2 separate regions of the Mus musculus genome follow, and region 1 is linked to region 2. Evidence: chromatin loops called from intact Hi-C (ENCODE). Cell type or tissue: heart. All regions are shown on one strand. Each heading gives the region's core, and the rest is flanking DNA. Links, peaks and the distances in the headings are about the cores only.

Evidence for each region. Hi-C counts contacts between places; a loop is a spot of excess contacts. Peaks named below come from ENCODE experiments on the same cell type or tissue, not always from the same donor. Only the 100,000 strongest peaks of a DNase experiment are listed, where the experiment ranks them.
Region 1: a loop joins it to region 2, with 4 times the contacts of the local background. A loop is called at or near these places in 11 of 42 quality-filtered maps.

Annotation. Positions count from the first base shown.
Region 1 is chr7:75,635,933-75,643,507 of GRCm38, reverse strand. All of the region lies in intron 8 of Akap13 (A kinase (PRKA) anchor protein 13), which reads right to left. Among named protein-coding and RNA genes, the nearest start is that of AU020206, 140 kb to the left of the region's middle. In heart, for the core only: a CTCF peak has its summit at 3,784 (motif pointing left); DNase peaks (open chromatin) are centred at 1,517, 1,867, 3,157 and 3,807; H3K4me3 peaks cover 443 bases; H3K27ac peaks cover 701 bases.
Region 2 is chr7:75,712,208-75,719,782 of GRCm38, reverse strand. Akap13 (A kinase (PRKA) anchor protein 13) reads right to left here. Exons shown (of 37, transcript NM_029332.1): 18 at 1,946-2,013. Among named protein-coding and RNA genes, the nearest start is that of AU020206, 66 kb to the left of the region's middle. In heart, for the core only: no CTCF peak of the experiment used is centred there; a DNase peak (open chromatin) is centred at 3,632; H3K27ac peaks cover 295 bases.

The sequences.
Region 1 (7,575 bases), core at 993-5,992, 76 kb after region 2:
TTCCTGAGATGTTGAAACTGTATGAGGTGTGGCCCCTTCTTACCTTCAGCAACACCACATCGACAGTCCTGTCCACCTTGGAGATGTCACACAGGCTATAGCGCCTTTTGTGCCGCTCATACATTTTGTACAGATGCAGAAAAGAAGAGACAAAATGTAGACGGATATCTGCTGAATCCAGGGACCAATGTGCTCACACAGGTCCGAAATTCCAAATTCTCACAGTGGGCGGGAGGAGACTTCTGCTTCCAGATTCCTCTATATAGAAAACTCTCGGGTTAAGGAAAAAAAAAAAAAAAAAAAAAAAGCAGACTCCAAATCTGTGAACTAAGTGGGAACTTTCTGGCAACTTCAGAGCACGGAGACGAGTTTATAATTCATAATAAAAGCAGTCTGCAGTAAGATCGCTGCTGTGCAGATCTTGACTGAAAGAGAAGCACAGATCTTTTCCATCACTGCCGAGAACTCCAGTAGAAAAATTAAGGACGAACTGGCTAAGCATAATGGTTGGCACATGTATGCAGAAAACCCAGAGCCAGTAAGCACTTAGCCACGAAGACAAAGGTTTTTTTTTTTTTTTTTAAAAGGAAGGTGGCTATTTCAAAGTGATGGCACGAGAGAATTCCTTAAAACAACAAAGGCAAGAAACCTATATGGAGGCGGGGGGGGGGGGGGGGAGAAAAAAAATCTGGAGGTATTTTCTAGAGTATCCACTTTTTTAGCCAGTCTCCAGCTCTTCAGCAGCAGGGCTGGATTTTGACTTAAGTTGAAAATATCTAAGGACAGCCAGCCGGCCGAGTACAAGGAAAATAGACCACTCCCCCAGATGTCCTCCCTCCCTCCCTCCCTAGCTGGCTGCCGCTAGCTAGCCAGTCCCTCCCTCCGCAGCCTCCACACCCTTTACCCTGCTCTCTCAAGATCGTCATTACTTGCCCTTTCAGACCTGCACCAGCAGCCTTGGAGGTTTGGAAACCTAATTGCAGTGGTGGGAACATGAATCATCTACAGACTAAGAGAAAAAACAAGGCTTCCTTTTCCAACAGGCTTCCTCCTGCTCCTCCTCCTCCTTACAAGTCCCCAGTGAAAAAGGCTCTGTCAGACACCGCAAGGAACGACCTCAGTCCCTTTGATGCCAGTAGTATGCTAATAAAGAAAGGCGGTGTTATACTAAACACTACTAGTCTGTACTACAGCCTTGGCATTCAGGAAAGACACAGAGACCCTGAATCCAGCCAAGGCGTATACAGCATCTCCCTGCAGAATGCAAAGGAATGATTTAATATCAGAAAAATGTTAGCCAAATATTTCAGAGTTATGTCTCTAGGATGTAGAATTAGCTACAAAAATGTCTGGCAAGGGTTAGAAGTCATCACAAGTTAAGGTTTTGTCTCATCTGGGGTCTGAGAAAGTTCTAAAGAAAGTTAAAGAGATGGCATAGGATGAATGTACGCATGTCTCTTAGGACTCTTGGGACTAAGAAGAGTCACGTGGCTGAGACCGCCTTGCCTGTCACACCTCTCAATCATGGGACTATGTGACTTCATTTGCCTGTTTTCTTGCTTCTCCAGACCTCTCCAGTTGCCAGTCTCCTATGCCTCAGGAGCAGACACAGTCGTTCATTTTTAGACACTGGGGACTGTAATAAACATTGGAGGGGTAAAGAGGAAGAGGAATCAAGGAAGCAAAAAGCAGAAAAGAGAGGTGAAAGAATAGAAAAGGGGGTTAAAACAAAACCCTAAAATAAACCCACAGTGGGCTAGGTACGGACATGCCTTTAATCCCAGCACTATGGAGACAGAGCAGGCAGACCTCTGTGAGTTCGAGGATAGCCTGATCCATGACATGAGTTCCATGACAGACAGGGTTATATAAAGAGACTCTGTGCCAAAAGCAACACCAAACAAGGGAAACAGCATTCTAATGCTTTCCGGGAGAAGCAGTCCTACGTTCTCTCTAAGGGGACAGAGTGCAGCCCCTTACACGGATTTGGAGAATGTGAGTGTACAACCTTAAACACCACAACAGAAAGGAAGTGAAGGGACTAAATACTACAGTTTCTCTCAATAATGCAAGCAAAGTTGGTGAAAGGTGTTTTCTTTTTGAAGCTGTGAAAGGGTAACGAAGGTCTAATGAGTCACCATTTCCTCAGGCCAGGTGTTTAAGGAGGCTAGTCTGCTTAGGAGAAAGCAACGGAGCAAACCCAGGTAAGGTGGCCAGTTCTTCACTTACCCATCTGTCTACCCAAACACCACTGTCTCAGCTCCCTCTAACACAAGCCTCATCCTGATCCCACCACAGGTCCATTAAAAGCATGAAGGTGGACAATGTCCTCTTTCTGGTGCTCTAGAGAGCAAGCCTCGCTCACACCGGCACCGTAGACAGTAAGCACATGATGCTTTTCAGTACAGAGGATGCTAGACACAGTAGACACAAGACAATTGAAGAGATGAAGTTGTAAATAAAATTCTTGCTTAAGCTAACCAAAAAAGCACGGGACTCTGTGCAGGAGCATACAAGAACTTTGATATCATGTGGTTTAAGGGCATAGGTCCAAAGGTCCAGGAGGGGCAGGCTTAAGTGTACAAAAAATCTGGCTGCCTATTATATTTTATGGATCAACTTTCACCAAGCTATAATTTAGAATCCCCTCTTCCCAATGAACACAAAGCTGTCTCCCCTCTGTTCTCAAATGGTTTGCTCCTCACTGCCTCTCCCTTCTGTTCTAATTAGAATCAAATGTTTCCTGCTTGCAAGTTCCCAAGCATCTCTCTAGAGAACCAGAGATGCTCTGGTCACTGTAAAGTCTTTCTGTACCAACTCGATCAAACTAAAGATGATCCATATCCATTCAATAGACATTCTATGCCCTGCAGAAGAGGCAAACAAAGAAATAAAACCCATGGACTTTGTCCTTGGAAACTTTACATAATCAGAGAAATGTTTCAAAACCATTATAATTTTCTGAATGACACCAGAGGACTGTTTGAAATAAATATATTAGCCTTTTTTGTCTGTTTTTTTTTTGTTGTTCTAGAAATCTAGATTTTTCTCTTTTCTACACATACAAGCATATTAAGGACAATTTAAAACTGTCCTTGCTAATCTGTTTCTTCTCAGAGAACAAATGCTCTGGGTGGGGCAAAAATGCTGTGGGTGGGGCAGAAAGTCTGTTTGCTTTCCCCTTTGGATGTGCCCAGCACTCCCCCATGGAAGACAGAATCTGTAGTCTGTGCTCTTACTGCTGATGCTACAGTTCCAAGTTTTTATCAAAAACATCTGGAACCACTGAACAGCTATTCTGTTAGGATTTTGAAACACAGCAACCAATCATTTCCCATCTAAACTCTAGCTGAAAGCTACAGATTTGAAGGAGATTTTAAGTGCATTTCTTTGTTCCTTCAAGTTTAGGAACTTGCAAGAAAACACACAGATTTTTCATAAGCATGTGAAATAGGGGTTATTTACAGTATCAGCTCTCTCTCTCTGTGATCGATAGCCCACTCTCTATCTATGACAAGGAGCACCAACCCCTTCAATAGAAGTAACAAGCACTCAGATTATCATGTCATAGGCCTGAGATGTACCAAGTATTCCAGCACAAGAGTCTACTACGAATTTTCACACACTTTACTACATTTCTACTCAGGAGTTAAAATTTTCTTGATTTAATACTTTACCCAAATTGTTTAGATCTTAGGGACTGATGCTGTGTGGTTCTTTGGTTCCAGTTAAAATAGAAGCTCACAGAAGTTTATTGCCAGGCTTCTGAATTAGGGCGCCACCTGGTGGAAATTCTGACACTAAGGGCCAGAAAACCTTGTGGCTCTTAGGCAGCCAAACCCCTCCTCCCTCCAAGCTCAAAGAGAATGAACATAAAAGAGTAATGCTTAACCCACAAGGATCAATTCAGCTAGGCAGGGAACATGGGACAACTGAGGTAAAAACCAAGGGGCGGTTCTCCTAGGTGAGCCACTCTCTGCGATCCTGAGCAAACTGGAAAGTATTAATCTGATGATCTGGATGTGGAGTTCTGGAATGTACAAAAAAAGTGGTTTGAAGCTGGGCCCACCCCAAGTTCTTTCTTGCTCTATTACTACATCCTATTATTTGGATACTGAGATTTGTTGTTGAACACCTTGTTACATAAAAGTTCATTATATGTGGACGAATGAATAGCAAAGTAAAGAGAATTGATACATTTTCTAAAAACCATTATTATTGCAGATTCTTATTTTTCACCTTTAGTCTTCCGATGAGATGGAAAGCAAAGGTTTTACTATGCTAAAACGTTTACACTCACCAGAATATCGCACATTCATTGATGAAAATTTGATTAGCATCTACTTAAGGAACACTTGTCTGATTAGAACAAAGTTTCCTTCCAATGAGATGTGAGATGTGCATAGGGAAAGAAGGGCTGCAAAGCCAACATCTCCACCCAGGAGTTCCTTTTAAATGTCAGATGTCAGCGTTTAGGCAATGAGAGGAGCCCTACTCTTTCCTCTCGGCATTTCACTGGACACAGACTCAAGGTTCAAGGAGGGACAATCAGTAAAATAGGGAAGTTAGTAGCAAGCGTCAGGAAACACCTTTGCTTGAACTCTTTACTGCCTTTGCAAGGAGGGGGAACCACCACATACAACATTCAGCTTGAAGCAGCAAATTGTTTAATAATAGCAACAAGTGAAATAAGAACAAAAGATGGATGGCTTCACAGAAAAGTCTCTTCATGGATAAACATTCTTTTCTTAGATATTAAGTCTTCTAGAACAAGACCACAAATGTCAAATCTCCCCACTAGCTATCTGATATAAAGAGGGAAGAAATCCCGCCAGGCTTGGTTGCAGAGGTCTGTAATGCCAGCATTGAGGAGCTGCAGACTGGAGGAGCAGGAGTTCAAGATCAGCGTGCCTTAAAAATTTTTAAAAAGAAGAAAAAAAATGAAGGAAAAAAGGGAAGAATGAAAGAAAGGGAAGAGATAACGAGAGGAAAAAGTCAGGAAGGAGAGAAAAAAGGAGGGAGAGAGAGAAGAGGGAAGAAAAAGAGAATAACAGAATTTCAATGGGAAAACCTGATAGTTTAGTCTGTAGAACAAGTTTCCTGAAGCAAGATGATACTGGTAGAATGCTTGGCTATGTCTCTTGTTCACTAAGAAATCAATCAATCAATCAATCAATCAATCACTCTCTCTCTCTCTCTCTCTCTCTCTCTCTGTCTCCCCTCCGTCTCCCTCCCTCTCTGTGTGTGTGTATGTGTGTGTGTGTGTGTGTGTGTGTGTGTGTGTGTATGTTTGTTCCAAGAAAGACCAATAAGGTGGCCAGGTATGGTAACAGACATTTGTGAATTTGTGATCTCAACTATTTACTGCTACTTTTTAATTTTCCAGCAGTGTTCCTTTGAGGCCTGATCAAGAGAGTATCACACAAGGGCAGTCTTGCACTGGCCAAAACAAAGCAAAACCTATTCTTTCCACCTCTTACCCCCACCCATCTCAGTGGTGATGGTGACAAGAATTTCTTCTCAGATGAAGACATCTGGCTTCAGTAACTAAGAACTTTTATTCCAACAAAACAAGCACAAACAATATACTTCCATTCTGTTTCCCCTCTAAGGTGTTAATAATAAGAAGGGCATGCTTTCTCCACACTTTAGTCCTTTCCAATGCATTGCACAACAGTTCTGTTTTTGTTTTGCTGTTTGCATACACAGTGATACACTAGGGCTAGGAATGCTAAGTGCAAAGCTGCTATAGCAGGCAGAGGAAAGACAGCAGATCAAAGGAGCAGTGGTGAACCCACACACCTATGGTCACTTGATCTTCGACAAGGGAGCTAAAACCATCCAGTGGAAGAAAGACAGCATTTTCAACAATTGGTGCTGGCACAACTGGTTGTTATCATGTAGAAGAATGCGAATCGATCCATACTTATCTCCTTGTACTAAGGTCAAATCTAAGTAGATCAAGGAACTTCACATAAAACCAGAGACACTGAAACTTATAGAGGAGAAAGTGGGGAAAAGCCTTGAAGATATGGGTACAGGGGAAAAATTCCTGAACAGAACAGCAATGGCTTGCTCTGTAAGATCGAGAATTGACAAATGGGACCTAATGAAACTCCAAAGTTTCTGCAAGGCAAAAGACACCGTCAATAAGACAAAAAGACCACCAACAGATTGGGAAAGGATCTTTACCTATCCTAAATCAGATAGGGGACTAATATCCAACATATATAAAGAACTCAAGAAGGTGGACTTCAGAAAATCAAATAACCCCATTAAAAAATGGGGCTCAGAACTGAACAAAGAATTCTCACCTGAGGAATACCGAATGGCAGAGAAGCACCTGAAAAAATGCTCAACATCCTTAATCATCAGGGAAATGCAAATCAAAACAACCATGAGATTCCACCTCACACCAGTCAGAATGGCTAAGATCAAAAATTCAGGTGACAGCAGATGCTGGCGTGGATGTGGAGAAAGAGGAACACTCCTCCATTGTTGGTGGGATTGCAGGCTTGTACAACCACTCTGGAAATCAGTCTGGCGGTTCCTCAGAAAACTGGATATAGTACTACCGGAGGATCCAGCAATACCTCTCCTGGGCATATATCCAGAAGATGCCCCAACTGGTAAGAAGGACACATGCTCCACTATGTTCATAGCAGCCTTATTTATAATAGCCAGAAGCTGGAAGGAACCCAGATGCCCCTCAACAGAGGAATGGATACAGAAAATGTGGTACATCTACACAATGGAGTACTACTCAGCTATTAAAAAGAATGAATTTATGAAATTCCTAGCCAAATGGATGGACCTGGAGGGCATCATCCTGAGTGAGGTAACACATTCACAAAGGAACTCACACAATATGTACTCACTGATAAGTGGATATTAGCCCAAAACCTAAGATACCCAAGATATAAGATACAATTTCTTAAACACATGAAACTCAAGAAAAATGAAGACTGAAGTGTGAACACTATGCCCCTCCTTAGAAGTGGGAACAAAACACCCTTGGAAGGAGTTACAGAGACAAAGTTTGGAGCTGAGATAAAAGGATGGACCATGTAGACACTACCATATCCGGGGATCCATCCCATAATCAGCTTCCAAATGCTGACACCATTGCATACACTAGCAAGATTATGCTGAAAGGACCCTGATATAGCTGTCTCTTGTCAGAGTATGCCTGGGCCTAGCAAACATAGAAGTGGATGCTCACAGTCGGCTATTGGATGGATCACATGGCCCCCAATGAAGGAGCTAGAGAAAGTACCAAAGAAGCTAAAGGGATCTGCAACCCTATAGGTGGAACAACATTATGAACTAACCAATACCCCGGAGCTCTTGACTCTAGCTGCATATGCATCAAAAGATGGCCTAGTCGGCCATCACTGGAAAGAGAGGCCCATTGGACACGCAAACTTTATATGCCCCAGTACAGGGGAACGCCAGGGCCATAAAAGGGGAGTGGGTGGGTAGGGGAGAGGGGGTGGGTGGGTATGGGGGACTTTTGGTATAGCATTGCAAATGTAAATGAGCGAAATACCTAATAAAAAATGGAAAAAAAAAAAA
Region 2 (7,575 bases), core at 1,270-6,269:
TATCTGTGCCCTGTTCATTTCTGTTTCTTTGATGACTAGCCTTTGTAAAGTGTTACAATCTTAGGTAGGATGCTAATTTTAGTAATATTTTGTGAGAACACGCACAAAAATACTTTTGACAAATTACAAAGTGAAGCATTTACTGTGAAACAGATCTCTAAGAGGAAGTAGATCACTTCCAACTGAAAATGCCTCCATATAGATTATAATGATATACAAAAGAGATGCCACTCTCTGCCACTGTCCTACAGAACCCCATGCATACAGTCTTATCAGACAGTGAACACCACAGATTGAGTGCATGGACAGATGGTGAGTGACAGAAGCAGTAGGGAGATGCTAGAACGAGTGGACATCTGGGATGCATTTCCCATTTCAACAGCAGCCACCGAGCACCCACTGACTGTTCTCTGCTATCCAGTCTTTCCAATTTTAAGACTCTATCGCATACCGGACACTATTCGAGATACTCAAGTCTACTATACTAATCCATCAGAGATTCCTGCCTGCCTGCCTATGTTCTAGCGGGGGCAAGGTACAAATCTTTAAAAAAAAAAAGACAGAAAAATATGGTCCCAGAGGATTTTGAACACTATGGAACAATGGAAAGCAAGCAGGCTGAGGGGAGCTAGAGTGCTGGGTCACAGGTAGCAGCACCCAGGAGCTGAGGGTTGGAGAAGCTTCCAGTTTTGGGAGAGAAAAGAGAAATCGAATTGGTATTATTTTTAAGTCTTTTCATAAACTAAAATTTTAAAGTACAGCGTGAGTCAAAATATCCATCACTGAGCTGAGAAGACCCAGGCACAGAGGTTAGCTATTTTCATACTAGTCCAGCATGGCCCGGAGTGGGGTCTGAGGATGATCAGTATCATTTGGGAACTCCTCAGCAAAGCGAACTCCTCAGCCCACTCCAGAATTGGAAACCTTTTGGGAGAAGGGCTATAGCAGCAAATTTCTTTAAGTAAGATCCTTGAGATGCTGATAAACACTCAAGACTGAGACCACTGTGATAAGTAACGTGGTTACTGATGGGCATCTGTGTAGACATACCCGTATTCTGAGGAAGAAGTACACTTTATGTATGGCTGACAATAGTGACATAGTCACATAGGCTATCCAAAAGGCATGGTTTCACGCTCATACGGCACCAATATTGGTACTTGCCATTCTTTCATTGTATCATCTCTGCTATCTATTATGTACCTTTGGAGAAAAAACCAGATAGGTTGGTTCTAACTGGAGGAGATCCCTCCCTCTCCCCATCACACATCAAACGCCTCTGATTTCCACCTGTTGCCCTCATGCTTCTAGATGGGGAAACGAGGGATTCCAGTAGCAGAGGATGTGTGTACAGCTAGTTAAGTCAATCACTTAAACAGAAACACAGAGAAATGGCCAACACATGACATTTCTAAAAAGCACTCATTTTACTTAAAAATTCTGTGGAGACAGGGTTTCACTGACAAATTGGCTAACATCAAACCAAGGAACTCCTCAGTCTCCCAAGTCCTGGGATTATAAGATTGGTCTCTGGCTCAGCATTTTCTTTATTCAATGTCTCAAATTCTTGAGTGTATTAATCAAGAAGGTGATTGATCATTTTAATAAGCAACTATGTTTAGATTAATTTGTTTTCAAATTTGTCACCAAATGATTAAAACAAATAAAAAATACCCACTACAATCTAAATTCTAACATGTGGAGATTTTACTTTTTTTTTTTTTTTTTTTTTTTTTTTGCTTTGATTTTTGAGACAGGGTTTCTCTGGGTAGCCCTGGCTGTTCTGGAACTCACTCTGTAGACCAGGCTCACCTTACATATAGATATCTGTCTGCCTCTGTCTCCCAAGTGCTGTGATTAAAAGTGTGCAACCACCATGACCAGCTGATTTTGGTATTTTTAAGCCCATGGATCTTGAGTATTCTAACAGCTAGAACTATCTTACCTTCATTTTGACCTTTGCACAGGAGGCTAGATTTTCTCTGCAGCCTTTGTGGACAAAAGCACCACAGCCTGGAAAGGAAGCATAAGGAAGGTCACAACAAGAAACTGATAGACCCTGGACTCTGCTACTCACTACTGCTGCAAGGAGGTGACAGAGCATATGTGCAGGAGTGCACACACACACACACACACACACACACACACACACCCACACACACACACATACACACACCCACCCACCCCACAGTACCAGTAACCAAAGCACATTTTATAGTTCTTTACTAGGAAACAGATGTATTTGTGATTAACCAAAAGAAGAAGTCAGGAATTTATTAGACAGGAAGCCTGAGAGGCTGTCAACACTAAAATTTAAATGTCTTCCATCTAGATGTCTACAGGGCCCAGAAAGCCTTGAGCTGAACTAACATGTAAATCTCCTTTTTCAAGAGGAGGTATCTGAAGAAACCATGCAAGCATCCAAAGGAAGAAAACAACCAACAGTCCTACCAAGCTATGGTGCTTATGAACCAGCATAGTATGATAACCCTATGGGTACATTAGTGACACACAAGACAGTAGGAGTAACCAACAGTTCACTATTTGGACTTAAGAGCTACTCACCAAGGTGGAAACCTAGGCAATTATGGCTACTGAAGTCATGGATCTTGAGGGAGAATCTACAACCACCATTTTACTAAAACCAGCAAAATTCCTATATTTTAAGTATTTGTCTTTACACTCATAGGTATCAGTGTAGTCCTTACCCCTCATCAAGGAAACTCCTCTTTGCAAGAGACAGAGCTCATCACAGAAAACTATAACCAGCCAAAATACAGAGCTGTGGAGCTCAGTTCCAGTGGATACATTTACAAAACAACTCCCACACCTAAGGCAAAGGAACATTGCCCAAGACGAGGTGAAAGATTCTAATAGTCTGAAGATCAGGGAATTTGCCATGAGATTGTGTTCCCTAGGATGTCAGAAGATATACCCATAAAAATCTCACCAACATGACTTTCTAGATATATGCTGAACAAGGACAAAAACAATACACAAGCTAATGTGGACAGGGAAAGACCATGGAAGATTCAACCCTACACAAAAAGCTACAGGCAACTAAGGAATGCTGAGAACTAAGGAAGAGCACGTTGACTGGTTAACTAATATCAAATAGTCAACCATGAAGGCATACATACAAGTAACATTCCTGAGCAGGCTACACTTATATATCTAAGAGCATGCACACATCATGCAAGTACTTCTAAGAACAATTATTGAGAAAAAGAGGGCATGAACTTGAAAGAGGAAAAGTATGTGAAAGAGTTAGGAGGTTGGAAAGTGAAGAAGGAAATGACATCATTATAATTTCAAAAGATAAAAGAAATATCCTGAGGTCTCAAATATCCCGAGCTTTTGTACCCAACTCCCTGAGTGAGAAGCCATGTAAGAAAGGTTAACTACAAATCTCCCAAAACACCCCTGAGAAGCCTGACTCAGGAGAACATGGGAGAGTTCCTGAGACAAACCAGATTCAAATTTACCAATGACACATTTCATCTCAAAGTATTTTTAGTTTTCTATTCCCGTGGCCTACAAGGGCCACTGATGTAAAAACCATGCACTCTGGGCCTCCGAAAGGTCATCAGCTCTTCCTGCTGCAATGAAGTCATAAAAACAGGCTGTGCCAAGAGGCCAGAGGCAAAGCACAAACAAGCAAAAGATCTGTCTTTGGGGACAGCTGAAGAGGCGTGTGTCTCCTGGGAAAGGCTCACTCAGGAAATCAGACAGCAGTTCACTAGGTACGGTTGCTTCAGGGAGTACCACAGACCTTGTTCTAGCCAACAAGGTCAAGATGCTTTTGGACTTAAAGGCTTGGACTTATGGACTGTGGGGTAAGAGAAACTTGCCACTGTGAAGGAGACTGCCAGATACCTAGATCTGAAGGCCTTCCCCATTTCTTCTGAAGCAGTTGTTACTGCAATATCTGCTTGGTTCACAGATCCCTTTCTGAACACTAGCAGTCACACAGCACTGGGATTTTGTGAGGTTTTTCTCCTGTTCTGAGGATCTTGTACTCTCTGGTGCAGTACATGGATCATGATTGTCTATTCAAATATCTATGTATATATAGACCCACAGTCTATTTGTCTAAGCCAAACGCCCTGACATAATCTTCATGACTACATATGAGAGTTGCTGTGTCAACTTATTGACATGTAAAAGAGACTAGGACACATGGCAGGCAAACCAAATTTAATTTAAGTCTAATTCTGGTTACCACCATGAGCCCCGAATAAGTCCCTTCTCCTTGTGCTTTGGTTTCCAAGTCTACCGGACAAAAGGCACCACACCCTCATTTTAAGTACTGTGAAGACATGGCAATGTAGAAACTCATCATCTGAAATCGATGCAATTACTTTGGAAAGTCATTTAACAACATCTAGTGAGGTTCAGTGTGTGTCACTTTTATGAATTAGCACTGAGACTAGTGCCATACACAAGGACGCAAGGATGCCCTTGTGGCTCTGTCTGAGTCAAAGTGGAAATAGCCCCGTATCCTAAGCAGCAGAACAGCTTGAAGTATGTGTGAAAGACAGTACCACAGATGAGCTAAATGCCAGTATCTACATCTATGTGCTCAGTACTTCCGTTCTCTACAATAGAACACTGGGGAGAATAAAGCAAACTGCAAAGTGAGATGCACAGCAACAGCAAACCAACCACTACTACCCAGTTTTGTTCATATGAGGGAACTGTGAGCCACAGATGACATCAACGCTTACTTGGAGGGAAGAAGGAAGACTGACATAGGGAAACAAATTCAATTTTAACTGTAAAGGTGTATTTCTTTAAAAATGAAGGATGAAGTACTGTGTCAAAATGTTACACACCCTTTCTTCCTTCCTCCCTCCCTTCCTTCACTGTGTCGATGGAGGTCAAACCTAGTGCCTCATACAATATAGGCAATCACTCTATCACTGAGCTATATTTTTACATTTTAAGTTGAGGTCCAAAAAGTTCCTACTGCTATTATATTATCCATGTATAATATTGTATTAATAGCTCTTACTTAGAAAACCACCAGTGTATCAAACTGTATTACCCCCAAAAGCTCCTTAGATTCCCTTATCATTTGAAAATAGTAATTTACCATATTTGCCATCCATTATACTGAAATGCTAATTTCAGTATCACAGTTACGAAATGCATCCTTTCTTTTGTTTTACTCTGACTCTATCATATCCAGGGCTTGTTGGGCGGGCAATAAGAGAGGATATAGGTTTGAGAACTTGGCACTAATTCTGATCTGTAAATGTGACAAACAAAAACAGTCCTGACCAAAACTGCTTCCAAGCTGTTCCCTCCTGCTCCTTTCCTTCTAGATTCAACAACCCTCAGAAGGTTAAGTAGTGCTGCTTTTTAGGGGTGAGGGGAATGGTACTTTTGAAGAGACATTGGCAGTTCTCATGTTCTTAGACCACTGTTTGAGATTTAAGAACAATTCTACTTCATGAGACACAAAAGTAGAAATAGCATCCTGAATGTGCTTCCAGTAGAACTTTTCACAGAGATTCACGGTTTCAGTTAACTGTCATCAAACCTACAACCTAGCTGAAATTTTTATTATGCCCAGGATTACAGCCACAAGTCGTAGTGATAAGCAGTTCACATGGCTATCTGTTAACCACACTGAAGTATCTACTGGAAAAACACTAAATTTGTCACCAAGTGGTCCTAGACACAACACATAGGACAACGGTTTTAGTGCTAGGTGTGAGTGAATTAGTAATGGTTAGCGCCACAGACAGCAGCCAAAGTCATGGGATTTACAACTGTACTATCTGTTTTAAAATAGACAATTAAAAATATAAGACACGAAGGCATGTCTAGTATATTTTTAAGTACACTGCCACAAACCATACTGTGTTGTTAGGAAGACGAAAGAAAACTTGCCAGGGCTCTTCAGAGAAGCTGGAGCCCACACTTGGCTGCAGACTGCCCTTTGCCTCTAAGTACTTTTCTCTCAATGGCTGTGCTTAAATCTATGCTACACCTTTTCCTTTTCTTTCTTTTTTTAAAACAAACTTCAACATTTATCAAATGTTCATAACAAAGAAAAAGCTGATTTGGCCTTCTTTATATTTAAAACAGTGCCTAAGAGCAGTAAGTGGGATGATTTCATTATTTCAAAATTCTTCAAAAAGTCACAAAGTACAGTGGTTCACAGGCTTAGAGCTGACCCTTAATCATATTTCTATGAAATTAAAAGCCAATAGCTCAGCTTGCATCCACCCATCCATTTATCTGCCTCCCTCCCTCCCTCCCTCCCTCCCTCCCTCCCTCCCTCCCTATCTTCTCTTACATGAGAACATTTAACAAAAGAAAATGGAACAAATTTGCATGCCTGGGAATGATTTTTTTTTGTCATATCATCCATGATAGATCTCCGGGGAAACATTATATATTACGCATTTTCTTTTTCAGCAGGAAAACTGTCATATGCAGCCAGACTTTTGAAGAAAGGAACATTAAAGCACTTTAGTGCATTGTTTTGTCTACTAGCAGCAAAAATCTATGTGGAAAAAAAATTGATCCTTTTTAAGGACACATGGCCGTTAAGAACAAATAGAAACATTTTCCTCCTATGGGAAAATGGAAAACTCTAATTCTAACAACAAGAAAAGAAACACCCCCCAGAAACAAAGCCAAACCAACCAACCACACAAAATCCAACCAACCCATGGAACTAACAGCAACTCAGAAACACATGTTCCAGGATTCTTTCTGCAACTTCTTGTTTAAAATCACTGGGGACTTTTAGGCGCTGTCTGGTCTGGACTGATAGTACTTGTATGCAAAAACCATGTGAGACGTTCTTAGTAGCCAGTGTTAATAACCACAGTGCTGATGTTCAGAATGAGAGAAAAGCCACAGAAAAGAGCTAAGCCACTTTGGCTAACTGCTCCTCACAGCAGTTTTTGAAAGAACCTTGGTAAACAGAGAGAAACAAAGTGTTCTTGTTGATAGAGAATGGACTTTATTGCTCAAACTACTTACTTTCTTTTCTTCTAAATAAAAGGATCTTTTCTTTAGGCAATTGTTTGTGTTTCCTATCTCACAGAAGCAACGGACTGGTTCTAAATTCAGAAACCATCCAGTTACTGAGCTGCTGCTTCTGAAGAAATCCAAAGGAAAACCCAACCATCATGCAGGTCTAACTAATGTTTCCTACTTAGGGTCCAGTCAGTCTGGTGTTTACTGTCTTGGTCAACAGAAATAACTCACCACAAAAGCACCCAGAAGATGCCAACACAACAGAATACAAACCAACAATAGTCTCAATGTCGTTTTACATCTGTTAAATGCAAACAAAATAAAACCGCTGGCAAGATTCAAAACTTTGAATGTAACAAATTCTTTAATCTGAAGGACTCCACTGAGCTTTCCACAAAATAAACTATTTGTGGCAGCCAGAGAGAACAGTTGATTATCCACAGATAGCTTTACATGGTACAGAATGAAGAACTGCAAAGACATTTATTTCTCCACTAACCCTAAACCAGGAGTACAGTTTGGACCAAGGGAAAAAAAGTCCCCCTAACATTTCTGCTAAATTCATTTACTTTGAAA